Linked DNA regions of Homo sapiens: regions 1 and 2 are each linked to region 3. Evidence: chromatin contacts called from ENCODE Hi-C or POLR2A ChIA-PET data. All regions are on one chromosome and are shown on one strand. The core of a region is the stretch at or near the end of the contact, and the rest is flanking DNA. Distances in the headings are between cores, read along the strand shown.

Region 1 (4,384 bases), core at 71-2,570, 370 kb after region 3:
CTCCTTTGGGATTAGTTGGGGTCTCACAGAGCCTCCCACATCCTGGGCAAGTTACAGCACATGCTACAGGATCTTTGCAGAAATGTAAACAAACTCTTTCTTCTTTTTTTTTTCCAGCCACCAGTAGAATTTAGAATTTATTTATTTATTATTTTATTTATTTATTTATTTATTTATTTATTTGAGACGGAGTCTCACTCTGTTGCCAGGCTGGAGTGCAATGGCGCAATCTCGGCTCATTGCAACCTCCACCTCCCTGGTTCAAGCGATTCTCCTGCCTCAGCCTCCTGAGTAGCTGGGACTACAGGCAAGCGCCACCATGTCCAGCTAATTTTTGCATTTTTAGCAGAGACAGGGTTTCACCATGTTGGCCAGGATGGTCTCGATCTCTTGCCCTCATAATCCGCCCACCTCGGCCTCCCAAAGTGCTGGGATTACAGGTGTGAGCCACCGTGCCCGGCCTTAGAATTTATTATGAAATTAGACATGAGGTTCCAAAAAGTAACTAGAAGATTTTTTACTTTTTATTTTTTGAGAAAGGGTCTCACTCTGTCGCCTAGGCTGGAATGCAGTGGCACAGTCGTAGCTCACTGCAGCTTCAAACTCCTGGACTCAAATGATCCTCCTGCCTTGTCCTTTCAAGGTGCTGGGATTACAGGCATGAGCCACTAATCCTGGCTAATAATTTTTCTTGACATATTAAAATTCTGTTTCTTAAATAGCATTTCCTCTCATTTTGGATGGGTGCACGAACCTTGGGTGGGATATCCTTGGGAGGTGACATCATGCACACAGAAGGCAGGAGCCCTAAGGGGGTTGGGGATGGCTCCAGAATGGGGTCTGAGAAGGAGATGGAGAAGCCTGTTCACGCAACACTTCATAGTGGCTTGCTTTCCGCAGGGTCATTGGCAGGGCGGTCCCTAGGCCTGGAGCGCTCTTCCCGCCCATCCCCAGGCCCTGCTCCAGGTCGGCCTCCTGGGAACCATCCCGTCTCGCCAGCACACCCTGTCCCGAGGCCGCCTCTGACCTCCAGGCTGGGCCTGGTCCCCACGGCGCTTAGCGCAATCATGACTTAAACACCTATTACAGGACGCTCAGTCTTTAGTGCTTGTCTCCCCGCGGCTGGGCTGACTACTCCCAGCACGGCCACTGAACGCTTGGCCGCGCGATGCTCCGGAGCGCGGGTCGCCATTGGGTTGAACTACAGCTCCCAGCATGCTCCGGGCCGGCGACATCCGGAGCCCCTGGTAGTTGCCTAGCGACCGGGCGTGTCCCGGAAGACGGGCCCGGCGTGGGGCGCGACTTCCGGGGCGGCGGTTGCATCAGATTCTAGGAAGTGTCTGTAGCCGCAGCTGCGGGTCCGGGATTCCCAGCCATGGCAGATTCCTCCGGGCAGCAGGGTGAGCGGCGCGGCCGGGCCAGGCTGAGGGCGGCTGGGGGCCTGACTGGGCGCTGGGTGCTCGGCTCGAAGGGCAGCGAGTCCTTATGTCTGAGGGGCCCGGGTGCATGGGTTCTGAGGGGCAGCTGTGTCCGTGGTCTGAGGGGCGGCAGTGCCCGAGGTCTGAGGGGTGTCAGTGCGCGGGGTCTGAGGGACGGCACGTCCTTGGGTCCGAGGGGCGGGGGTGCTCGGGGTCTGAGGGGTGTCAGTGCCCGGGGTCTGAGGGACGGCGGGTCCTGAGGTTCGAGGGGTGGCACGTCCTAGGATCCGAAGGACAACGGGTGCCCGGCTCCGAGGGACGGCCACTGGGACCCCTGGGACTCCTGCGTGAGGGTCTGCCAGACCCGTGGCTGGAGCACAGACCCCGCGGGGACCCGAGCCCGAGCGGGGCGCTGCCCAGACCACCCAGCCTCAGTTTCCTCACTTGGTTCCTGCCGAGGTCCCCTTGCATCCTCACCCCGGGAGGTGGCCCTACATCAAACAGCCTTTCCCCAGCCGGTGCCTGGGCGGGCCCTCGCTCCCTCTTGCCCCAGCTGGCCTTTAGGGGGGAGACAAAGGCCCAAGGGTTGTTTTGGTTTTCTGCCCAGACCTGGCAGCTTCCGGGAGGTGGGCGGAGGGCACCTGAGGTTGGTATTTAGGGAAATGGGGCAGAGGACGCCAGGGGTACGCGTACACACAGTAAAAGGGCTTGGGGCTTTACGAAGGCTTTCATCTCCAGTTCCGCAGGCAGTCCACTGCAAGCTGATTGTCAGAGCATTACTGCCCCATTTTATTGCCAACCCGGGAGGTTCCCCAGGGACACAGCTGTGTCAGCTCCCCCAGTCACTCATGTCACCAGCGGGTAGACCTTGAGAGACCAGTGGGTTCTTCTCTCACTGTCCCTCCAGCAAGATTTTAGGTGCTGGAAAGGCAAGAGACTGAATCAGAAAGCCCAGATTCCTAACAGTCTGGAGCAGCCTTTCCAAAGGAAACATTCTCAGTATCTAGTTTTTAATTCTTTTGGCTGGCAAAAATTAGATGCAAGTTCTTGTAAGACACCTCCAGCCCCCACCCTCAGTTTAGATCGTACCAAGATTTCCTTAGCATCTGGTGGTGCCCTTTGCCCCTGAGGGTTTATTGGGTTATAGATAGGTAGTTATGACAACCCGAGTAATCTGGCGGCATGGGGACACCCAGATGACAGGGCTACACTCTTGTGCCAAGTGGCAGGAGGTGGTCACCTTCCAGGCACGCCGCCTACCACCCTACCTGTGTGCCTGGATTCCAGCACCATCTCCACCCGTCCCAGAGCCAAGCGGCCCTCAGAAGTCACCCAGATTCCTGTAAAACAGCATCATAGTTAACAGCCCCAACTCTGGAACCACCCTGGAAGGGCCAGGGTTCCAACTCTGCCTCCCGCCCCACAGCAAACCATGCGTAATGGCTCCTACCTTGGAGCATGGAGTGTAAATGAATTAATAGATGGGAAGGACGTAGAACAGTGCCTGGCACTCAATTAAGTGCTGTGTCTGTGCTGAAAGTTAGGGCCTGTTTGTTTTCAAACTAAAAATGTGTTTTTGTTCATTTGTGAACGTAAATGACGTATTAGTAGTGTTTTGTATCTTGTTTTTAAAAATAGCTTTAGAATTTTAGGTTTTCAGAGCCTTGTAAGAATTGCCTTCTTTTTGGAGCTTGCCATATAGGTTGGGATTGCCCTCTCCGGGCTGTCAGGGCAGCAGGCAGATTGCCCAGTCCTCAGCCTGCGCACAGCATCTCCAGCCAGTGTTCTTCTGCCCCAGGGCATGGCCCACCTGCCTTTACTATCGCCTCCTCCCATCACACACACACTCTCAAAGATGAGAACAGGAAATAAAATCCAATCGTAGGCCAGGCGCAGTGGCTCACACCTGTAATCCCAGCACTTTGGGAGGCCGAGGCAGGCAGATCACGAGGTCAGGAGATCGAGACCATGGTGAAACCCTGTCTCTACTAAAAATAAAAAAAAAATTAGCCGGGCGCGGTGGCGGGCGCCTGACTACTCGGAGGCTGAGGCCGGAGAATGATGTGAACCCAGGAGGCGGAGCTTGCAGTGAGTCGAGATTGCGCCACTGCACTCCAGCCTGGGCGACAGAGCGAGACTCCGTCTCAAAAAAAAAAAAATCCAATCGTAAATGCTTTCAGTGACCATCTTCCCAGATTTTTCAAGGAGGCCATCATTTTTGTACCATCTTCCCTAAGTTGACTCAGAAGGTCTATTTCTCTTTCCTGATCTCACTGGGTGTACAGCTTTTCCTTTGCGGTCTTGAAGGTGCATAGGCTTGGTGCCTGTCCAAGAGCCTGATTATTTCAGAAGGATGAGTTTCATTTCTGAGGTTTCTGGGGTAGATGGAGCCTACCTCAGGGCCTTTCCGCACAGACTTGGGATACCACTTGGTCGGCTGCTCATCAGGTCAGACTTATAGTTTAATTTTTATACAGTTTAATTCAAGGGTCTTCATAATAACACAGCCAGCATTTTTTCAGCATGAGTCTGTGCCAGGCACTGCTCTAAATGCTTTGCATCTGTTATCTCCTGCCACCCTTGGGGGAACCCCTTTGAGGAAGATCCTGCCGGCATCTTGTACAGATGAGAATCCTGAGGTTCAGAGAAGTCAAGCAATCTGTCCACCATCACGACTAGCCAGAGGCACAGCCAGGCTCCCAACCTGGGCAGCCTGACTCAATAGGGACCTTAACTGCTGTGCTGTGCTGCCTTTGATGATTCTCTTCAGACTCACAATAGCTCAACCCAGTGAGTTAAGGCAGACGAGAATAAAGCTGATGCCCTTCGATGTTTTCCCCAGAGCCACATGAAATGTTTGCTCCTCTATGAACTCAGGTACCATGTTTCCGGGTATTTGAAGAGCCTTAGGCAGTACCCTTGGGGTGGAGATTAAGCCATTTCCAGTGTGGGTGCTCTGGGTGGCA
Region 2 (4,557 bases), core at 2,058-4,557, 490 kb after region 3:
AGGAAGTGAGTGTCACAGCCCTCATCCTCCAGAGGGGACCCTCAGGCAGGCCTGCTCTGGGGGATAGAGATAGGGTCCCTCCTTGGAAAGGTGACCTTGACAAGTCACTGCACCTCTCTGAGCCACCCTTTCTGCATCTGCAGCTTGGGGCCAGTGCTTCTCCTGGGGGCACCGCTCAGCCCCAGGTGGGACCAGGTGAGGCGGTGAGGCTCAGGCCTCAGGCAAGGGAGGCCGAGCGGGGGCTGGCAGAGGGCGGGTGGCTCAGAGGGGCAGACGGCAGTGTGAGTTAGTGGTGGTGGTAAAGCCCCTCGGGTGGATGGTGGACGCAGAGAGGATGGGGCAGCCCCTGTGTGCAAGTACCTGCCAAGTTGGCATGGTGTCCTCCAAGCCCCTCTCACCTCCTAAGGCCGTGGTTTATTTTTGCCCATGTCCATAAAGACACCCTGGGGGCTCCTGAAGTCACCTGCTGGTCCAGGGCTGGTAAGGCTTGGGAGTCGGCTCCCTCCAGCCCCCACATTGGCAACCAGGTTCAGGCTGGTTTGGCCGAGCAGGGGCCCAGGGTGTCTAGCAGCTGCTGGGGAGGCCAGGGCCACTACAACTGAGCCCCTGGGGCAGGGACTGTGGGCAGAGAAGCTGCCTGGGGAGGCCTGGCCTCCAGGGCTCAGACCTGATTTCCAGCAGCCCCTAAAGGGCCATCCACCCCCATACCCCCCAGGTCTTCACAGTGTCCATGAGGGGAATAGCAGAGAGGGGCTGAGTGGGCAGGAAATCCCCTAGGGAGGGCAGGGCCTCTGAATCTCGGCTGCACACCCTGCCCCCTGGCCTCCCAGCTCCTGCCCCACCTGTCAGAGCATCACCCCTGGGTTGTAAGTCCTGCCCCCAGGGGAGTGAGTTTCCCAGCCTCCCTTGAGAGGGCCACTGGGGTACAGGCAAAGAGAGGAGCTGGGCGGGGCTGGGGGAGCACACCTCACCTGGCCTCACCTGGTTTCCAAACCCTCTTCCTCCCCCTCATTTCTCTCAGCCCCTTATCTGCTCCTGCCTGTTCTCTGTCCCTTCCCCAAGGCCCTCTCCATCCTGAACCAGTTTCCTCTTCTGTGGAACAGGGGCTGGAGTGCCCACTTTGGGGAGTTCTCTGGGTTAGGTGGAGGCTGGGCACAGTGGTGGCATACGGGCACCACTGGCCCTTCAAGGTCTCCTTGGAATCTTCGAGGGCACGCCCTCCCCACAGAGTCCTCCAAGCTGTCCTCCTGGCCTCCAGTACCCCCGACCCCTATCCCCATCCTCATGTACCTGCTGTGCCCCTGGGGTTTAGAGGGATTCCTCTCCCCTCCTCTGGGGTCCCAGCACCAGCCAGGCCTGCAGGCACACAGTAGGTGCTTAAGCAACCACGAGTGTCGGGGGATTTGCCTGGAGCCGAAGTTCCACTGGCTGGCCCCTCAATGGGGTAGGCAGGCTGGTGGGCCTGGAGGTGTTCCAGGCACCTGTGGGCTGGCGCAGTGACAGAGCGCTCTGCCCCCGGCCGCTTCTCCTGGTCTCCCACTGCCCAGAGGTGCCTCTTGCCCAGGTCCCACTGTCCGGCAGCCCAGGGCCCTCTGGAAGCAAAAGAAGGGACACCAGAGTCCGAATCCTTCCTGCAGCCTCTCCGGAACAATGCTCGAATCCCCTCTCCCCGCCAAAGGCTGACCTCCCCTCACCCACCCACCCTACCTGCTGCTCCCTCACCACAGGATCCCAGCCCTGCTGCAAGGACAGGTGTCAGGTAGGGGGCAGTGTTGACCCGCCGGCCCCAGGCAGGTGTCTCACTCCCAGGCCAGAACCCTGGCACAGCCCAACCCTGCCCTCTGCCGGCACTGCCCCTCCACACCACATCCCTGCCCACTGCCAGGTCCTCTGGCCACACCGGTGGGACCACCGGGCAGCTGCTACCTGCATGCCATTCACAGAACCGGGTCTGGGGCGCTCCTCTGAGCCGGACGTCTCTTTATCCTTTACAGTGACCCTGAAGGGCAGGTGGAGGTAGGGCTGGTCCCAGGTCTGGGTTTTACGCTCTGCTGCCACTGTCTTGACATTTTAAATACATTTTGAATCAGGGGACTCTCGTTTTCATTTTGCGTGAGCCCCGTCATTGAGGCCAATTCTGACCCCAGAGTTGGGACTTCCTGCTGTAACCACCCCAGGGCGCAGCTAGGGGGCAGGGGTGCGGGAAGGTGGGAGACGTGGAGTAGTAGCCGGGGTCTCTGGGGTCCTCTCGGCCGGCTCCACCCCCACCCCTGGGAACCCGGGAAGAGCCGGCTTTCGCTTCCTGTCTATTAAACCCTTTAAAGGAAGAGGGTAAATAAAACCGCCCGTCTGCCCAGCTGGAAAGCGATGACTCAGCCGCCCCCGCCGACCCTCGCCCCCAGGCTGATCCCAGAGAGCGGGCGTCGCGGCCCAGCCCGAACCCCTCAGCTCCTGGGACCTCTCTCCGGTCCGGGTCGTGGGGGCGCGGTCGGAGCAGTCCGTACCCCAGTTCGGGACACTACGAGGGCGCAGGGAGGAGAACGGGCTTCCTCTTCCCCTTCCATTTTCTGAGCTCTATGGGTTGCTGGTCTAGCCCTTTCCACGTGTTCCCTAATCCAGCAAAGGTTACTGTTCCCATTTCACAGAAGCGAAAACCGAGGCTAAGAGAGGTGGTCGTTCTTGGCGCAGCCCGTGGGTGGCAAGATAGGAGCTCGGTCCGCTAGGGCAGGGCCACTTTCGGAGAGGGTCTCTGGGCGGCCCTGGGAAAGGCCCCCGAACAGGACGGAACGGCCAGGGCTCGGGAGTAAGGAAGGGGGCCTCGACCCTCCTTCTGCCCCGGGAGCCCGAGAGCGGCAGGGCTGGACTTGGGGCGCCTGGAGGGTGAAGGTCTGGTCCCGGCTGTCTCCCCACGGTGGGCCGGCCCCGGGCCCGCGGGTGCTTCCCGGGGCTCCCCGGCGTGAGTCATCGCGGGCAGGGCTGGCTGCAGCGCATTCTTCCGCGGGGCCGGCCTGCGAGACGGTGCGGGCGAGCGCCCGGGCGGGGCGGGACCTCGAGTCACCCCACGGGGCCGGACAGCTGGGGCACGGGGGGCAAGAGGAGCGCGGGCTTCTGAGATGGGAGGGGACGGCCGGGGACCGACCAGAGCGCGGACGCGACGGTGCGGGCCCGGACGGCTGGGCTTGGGGAGGGTATGGCCCGGGGCGCGCGGGGCTCAGGCGGGCGGGGTGGCCCGAGGGCCGGGGCGGGGCGGGGAGGGGCGGGGCGGGGAGGGGCAGCTATAAAGGCCGCGCCGGGGCCACGAGGAGCAGAGCCGGCGCCGTCACCGCCCGCATTGCCGCTCCCAGTCCCGCGCTCGGCACGACATGAAATCCCCCGACGAGGTGCTACGCGAGGGCGAGTTGGAGAAGCGCAGCGACAGCCTCTTCCAGCTATGGAAGAAGAAGCGCGGGGTGCTCACCTCCGACCGCCTGAGCCTGTTCCCCGCCAGCCCCCGCGCGCGCCCCAAGGAGCTGCGCTTCCACTCCATCCTCAAGGTGGACTGCGTGGAGCGCACGGGCAAGTACGTGTACTTCACCATCGTCACCACCGACCACAAGGAGATCGACTTCCGCTGCGCGGGCGAGAGCTGCTGGAACGCGGCCATCGCGCTGGCGCTCATCGATTTCCAGAACCGCCGCGCCCTGCAGGACTTTCGCAGCCGCCAGGAACGCACCGCACCCGCCGCACCCGCCGAGGACGCCGTGGCTGCCGCGGCCGCCGCACCCTCCGAGCCCTCGGAGCCCTCCAGGCCATCCCCGCAGCCCAAACCCCGCACGCCATGAGCCCGCCGCGGTGAGTGACTGCCCGCGTCCCGGCGAGCCCTGCGCCCTAACAGCCGGGACCGGGGCCTTTGGGAAAAACCACTTCAACCCCAGACGGCGGGGCGGGGGCGCTGCACCTCCTTGGGGGACCCGGCGCCCCGCAATCGCGCTGGCCCCCTCGCGTCAGGGTCTCGGGGCCCCTCAGGCTGGACCCGGACCGGCCCTGGCACAGCTCTCTGACCCAGTCCTTTCCCCACAGGGCCATACGCTGGACGAGTCGGACCGAGGCTAGGACGTGGCCGGCGCTCTCCAGCCCTGCAGCAGAAGAACTTCCCGTGCGCGCGGATCCTCGCTCCGTTGCACGGGCGCCTTAAGTTATTGGACTATCTAATATCTATGTATTTATTTCGCTGGTTCTTTGTAGTCACATATTTTATAGTCTTAATATCTTGTTTTTGCATCACTGTGCCCATTGCAAATAAATCACTTGGCCAGTTTGCTTTTCTACCATCCGGCTGTGGCTCAGTGAGACTCCTGCTGGGAGGGTGGAGGCCCAGGAATGGGCGGGCAGGACACCCTCATCCAGTCCTGCGGGGCTGGTGTGAAAGGCGCTGGGAACCGGCTTTGAATGAATAAATGAATCGTGTCATCTGCTGGGCCTGGTCCACACCCTCTTTTCCAAGCAGCCTCCCCAGAGGCCAGGAAGTGCCCTGGGGCTTGACCCTGGCTACCTTCTGCTCCTTGGTGTGTCCTGAGG
Region 3 (4,530 bases), core at 835-3,334:
ACTGAGGCAGGAGAATCGCTTGAACCCGGGAGGTGGAGGTTGCAGTGAGCAGAGATCGCGCTATTGCACTCCAGCCTGGGCAACAAGAGAGCGAAACTCCGTCTCAAAAAAAAAAACAAAAGAAGAAAAGATTTCTTCTGTGTGCATGGCTCAGCTCTGTGGTCCGCTAGGGTCTTTCCTCAATCCGCTTCCAATCTATGGAATCAGGAAAGACTGAACCAACCTCGATTTATTAATATTTTAGTATAACATAATACAGTGGTACTTATTATAGTATTGACCGTATATGCCCTTTTGCTCCTTGGAGGAAAGGCAATTAATAGCTATTATGTGAGTTAATAAAATAAGCCCAGGATTTATGAGTGTAACTAACCTGTTCCCATTGGTTTTCCTTCTCTCCTGCAGGCAGAGAGCTGATCAAAACAGCAAAAGCAAAGCAGTGCCCCGGCCCAGTTCTAAAGCCAACCTTCCTTAATCACCCAGACCCATCCCAGGTTAGGACATGCTGTGGATTCTCAGGTGACTCCATCTCAGGATACAGGGACTGAGAGGGTGTATGCAATATCTCAGACCCAGAAACTGTTGATTCTGTCTAAAAACACAGCAATAACCACATCCCACCCTCTTGATTTAAATGAAAGTGTTTGGGGGAATAAAAGATGAACCTTTTTTTTTTTTCTTTGTCAGATCTTGCGCTCATTTGGTTCTGGTGGGGAACAACAGCTGTGAGAGAACACGTGTATTCAAATAGAATTAATTCCCCTCTCTTATTCTCGCAGCTGAGCAGGGCTCAAGTGCCTCTCATCTGAAAGAGGTAATAAGATTTTGTCTGTCTCCTCATCTACCTTTTGCAAGTACACTGAACAAATTAGCTCTCGGGACTCTTCCAAATGGAGTTTTATGAGGGATTTGCTAAGGTAAACGTTTTAGACTTTGAACACAGTTCAGATTTCAGGGGCAGTACTGAAATCTGAACTGTGTTGCTAACTGCCCAGCCTTTCAACTCAAGACACAATAACTTTGAACTAAAATAATTATATTTTTGTTGTTTTCCACTCTGTCCCCCACGTCTATATCACCACCACCCCCAATCCCGCCCCCCAGGAGCTAACTCCTCCTTCCTGTCCCTGCAAGATCAAAACTCCTCCTGGAAGCCCCGCTAGCTCTGTCTGCTCGCCTTCGTGGCAGATATCGCTATTGTACTTTTATACTTATTTGTGTGATAAGTACCTCAATGTCCACTTCTTCCACGAGCCCCTGAGCCCCTGGAGGGCCTGGACCACACCTAGTTTTTCTCACTGTTACATCTCCCTTGCCAGACACATGGTAGGCGCTTAATAAGTATTTGGTGAACGAATGGCTTGTTTGGTGACAGTCCAAAGGGTGGGGGACAGAGGGAAAACTCCCTCCTATCGGGCCCCGGACGGGTGGCGCTGATGGAGAGGAGGCTAGGATAACGCCTCCAGGACCGAAGCGCGCACCCATAAGGCCCCTGCCAAAAAGACCTTCCTGAAGGCGGAGGAACTGCGAGAGTGCCTACGTTGGCCCAAGGCCTGACCGGACGATCCCGGGGACCCTCGCCCTAACCGGCCCCGACTCCCGGGCCCCAAACCCGGACTCGGCCCCGCCTGAAGCTCCGGATCCTGGGGCCCGTCCCTGGCTCCGCGTCGGCAGACCGTGGGCTCGCTCCTGGGCCTGCCTCAAACTCTCCGCAGGTAACGCCTCCCGAACTTGAGCCACGCTCCAATCCCCTCCTCAAACCCCTCCCCGTTTCTCACACCCTGGACCCCTCGCTCCGTCTCGGCCCCGCCCCAAGCCCAGCTCCCTCTCGGCCCCTGAGCCCAGCCCCGACCCGCCTCCCAGTCCCTGGGTCCCTCCCGACACCGGCCCCTCCCTAAGCTCCGCCTCCCAGGGCCCGCCTCCTGAGCGCAGCCAGCAGCCCGGACTCGGCCCCGCCTCCCGGACCCTGGGCCCCTCCCCACGTAGGCCCGTCCTAAGCTCCGCCTCCCAGAGTCCGAGCAGCGCCTGGCCACGTGCTACGACATAGTCAACGCCCCGCCCTGGCCCCGCCTCCTGAGCCGTTCTCCGGGTCTGGCCTTAGCCCCGCCCTAGGACCTGTCTCCTGGGCTCTGCTCCGAGTCTCGCCTCCTGAACCCAATCGTCCTTTACCCCCACCCTAACGCCCGCCTCCAGGACTCTTATCCTGCCCCCACGCAAGGCCCCGCCTCCAGGACGTCTCCAACCTGGATGTTTCCGAAGCCCCGCTTCCAGGATCGCCCTGTCCTGGCCCCGCCCCAGGACACGCCAACCTGAACTCTCCCCAGGACCTGCCCCAACGACGCTTCTCCTGGCCCTACCCCAGGCCTCGCCCTCAAGACGCTCATTCTGGCCCCACCCCAGGCCCCCGCCTCATAACGCTCATCCTGGCCCCGCCCTAGAGCCGCTCCCACGACTCTCATCCTAAGCCTACCCCCAGGCCCCGCCCCCTCTCTGCCCCCGCGCACTGCCCTGGGCCCGCCCCCTTTTCAGTCCAGGCTCGGCTTCCGCCCGGTCTCCCGGCAACGCTGCGGCCCCGCCCCCGTCATGGTGCCCGAGGAGAACGCGGGGACCGAACTCTTGCTGCAGAGTTTCGAGCGCCGCTTCCTGGCGGCGCGCGCACTGCGTTCCTTCCCCTGGCAGGTGGGCGGCGGGGCGAGCGGAGAGGCCCGCGGGGCTCGCGGGAGTCCAGGGGCAGACGGGATGGGTCTCCGTGCTGAAGCCTCCAGCGCTCCCGCCACGTGAATGCCTGGGCTCCCGCCGGTCAGGTCCGCGCGACCCGGTCCCCGTCCCTGGGGCCTGGCCAGAGTTGCTCGCACCCCTCCTGCCCCGCGAGCTGGCGGGAGAAGCTGGGGGCCTCTCCACCGTCTTGGGGGGCAGACGCGCACTCGTTGTGGGGTACAGTTCACGATCATTTTCACGACTTTTTAAAGACAGTAACCGTTCTGGTCACTGGGACAGAGCTGCCCTCGCCCATTCTAAAAAGTCAGCGCCCTCAGGACCACGGGTAACCACGTCCTCCTGAGCGCAGTGACCAGGTCACAGGCTGTCTCTCCTGCCTCAGTGTTCTCGTCTGTATGTCGAGCACTGCACAGAATCGGCTCATGCTCTGAGGTTCTCACGCCTGTGATGGAAGAGACAGAGAAGGGGGTGGCCTCTCGTCTCCCTGGGGACCTGCCATTCTCAGCACAGGCGCATGGCAGGCAGCAGCCTCCCTTCTGCCAGTAGAGGGGCTTAATGCACCCGGCCCCATTTGTAATTCATGTGCGGTGAGCTCACTGGGATGAGTGAGTTTGGATATATATTCCTCCCTGGGTCTGCCCCATTTTATGGGGTGTTGCTTAATCATTTGCGTTATTCCATTGATATGAAATATTTGCACTCAGAGATCATTTCCGGTCAGGAGAAATTTGTGCACTTTTAACCCAAAATAGAAACCTTCATAAAAGCATCATAGGTCTCCATTCAATATTGACTATAATTGTTCACATGCCCACGCTGAATGCTAACTTGGGCTCACCCTCAACACCCACGAGGTGGGTACTATTATTACCACTCACATTTGACCAGAGGGATTGTTTGATTAGGGTGCAGTAGTTGAGAGTTCAGACCCAGGAGACAGCCTGCCTGCTTCGAAACCTGGCCCAACCCCTGGCCCTGTGTGACCTTGGGCAAGTGACTGCATCTCTCTGTGCTGTTGTTTTCTTATTAATAAAATGGGGGATAGAATGATACCTACCTCTTAGGGTTGTTGTCAGGGTTGAGTACAAAAGCCTGTGGATCAGTGCCTGGCTCATGGTAAATGCATGTCAGTGTTAGATAGTGTTTTTATTCAGTCTCAAAATGTTTAATAAATGCCTTCTATGAGCCAGACACCATGGATCAGCAGTACCCGTGACAGATGAGGGTCTGCTTGCATGGGAGAGCCAGAGAATAAACAAAGAAATGAAGAAACAAGAAAAGACCAGATGAGAGTGGCTTTAAAGCCAATAAAACAGGGAAATGGTGAATGGAGCAACTGGGGAGAAGAGTCACCAAAGTCGGGGAATCAGGGAAGCCTTCCCCAAAGAGGTGGCATTTGAACTGGGGCCTGAGTGGTGAAGCAGCCAGCCATGGGAAGGGCTTGGGGGAACAGGATATGCACAGGTCCTGTGGTGGAAACAAGCCAGCTGTGGTTGAGGAACAACAGCAAGGCAGCCAGTGTGGCTGGAGTGGAGTGAGCAGGGTTGGCCAGGGGTGAGGGAGAACAGGCCAGAGAGAGGGATTAGGACCAGGTCTTGTAGGGCCTTTTACGGCAATGGAAGGAGCTCTGAAGCAATGAAGTGCCTTGCCCTGTGTCACATACCAGCCGAGACAGTCTACCTAATTCGGGAGCCAAAGTTCGCTGCTGGGCTTGAGGCCCCTGTAAAAGGACAATGTAACCCAGGCTGGTATGGGCACATTCTGCATTTCCACTTAGATGGCAAGCCCATCAAACCTTGGTGCCATGGCTGC

What was found. Hi-C counts contacts between places; a loop is a spot of excess contacts on that map. ChIA-PET counts read pairs that join two places held with the same protein, here RNA polymerase II (POLR2A). Pooled maps may share reads with other maps.
Region 1: a loop to region 3 is called in a map of naive thymus-derived CD4-positive, alpha-beta T cell, with 28 times the contacts of the local background. The contact joins the promoter of CARS1 here to the enhancer-like site in region 3. A Hi-C loop is called at or near these places in 2 of 168 maps with a recorded cell type or tissue (cardiac septum and naive thymus-derived CD4-positive, alpha-beta T cell), 11 of 37 single-sample maps with no recorded cell type and 18 of 50 pooled maps. POLR2A ChIA-PET finds 5 or more read pairs at or near these places in 1 of 52 experiments (OCI-LY7).
Region 2: a pooled map shows a loop between it and region 3 (4-fold over the local background). The contact joins the promoter of PHLDA2 here to the enhancer-like site in region 3. A Hi-C loop is called at or near these places in 2 of 168 maps with a recorded cell type or tissue (PC-9 and chondrocyte) and 7 of 50 pooled maps.

What each region holds. Positions count from the first base shown.
Region 1 is chr11:3,054,359-3,058,742 of GRCh38, reverse strand. CARS1 (cysteinyl-tRNA synthetase 1) reads left to right here and starts at 1,320. Exons shown (of 23, transcript NM_001014437.3): 1 at 1,320-1,400. The coding sequence starts at 1,376. LOC124902615 (a long non-coding RNA gene) reads right to left here and starts at 119. Exons shown (of 2, transcript XR_007062555.1): 1 at 1-119. RefSeq lists an enhancer at 1,134-1,666.
Region 2 is chr11:2,928,170-2,932,726 of GRCh38, reverse strand. PHLDA2 (pleckstrin homology like domain family A member 2) reads left to right here and starts at 3,307. Exons shown (of 2, transcript NM_003311.4): 1 at 3,307-3,831; 2 at 4,060-4,454. The coding sequence starts at 3,363. The coding sequence ends at 3,821. RefSeq lists enhancers at 2,203-2,811, 2,812-3,421, 3,422-4,030.
Region 3 is chr11:3,420,550-3,425,079 of GRCh38, reverse strand. It overlaps the pseudogene FAM86GP. Among named protein-coding and RNA genes, the nearest start is that of ZNF195, 44 kb to the right of the region's middle. RefSeq lists silencers at 1,792-2,001, 2,502-2,641, 2,672-2,811. Within about 2 kb of position 2,084, at least 36 of the 41 ENCODE cell types and tissues checked have a DNase peak (open chromatin) inside an H3K27ac peak, as active enhancers do; they include OCI-LY7, where a contact is called at or near this core.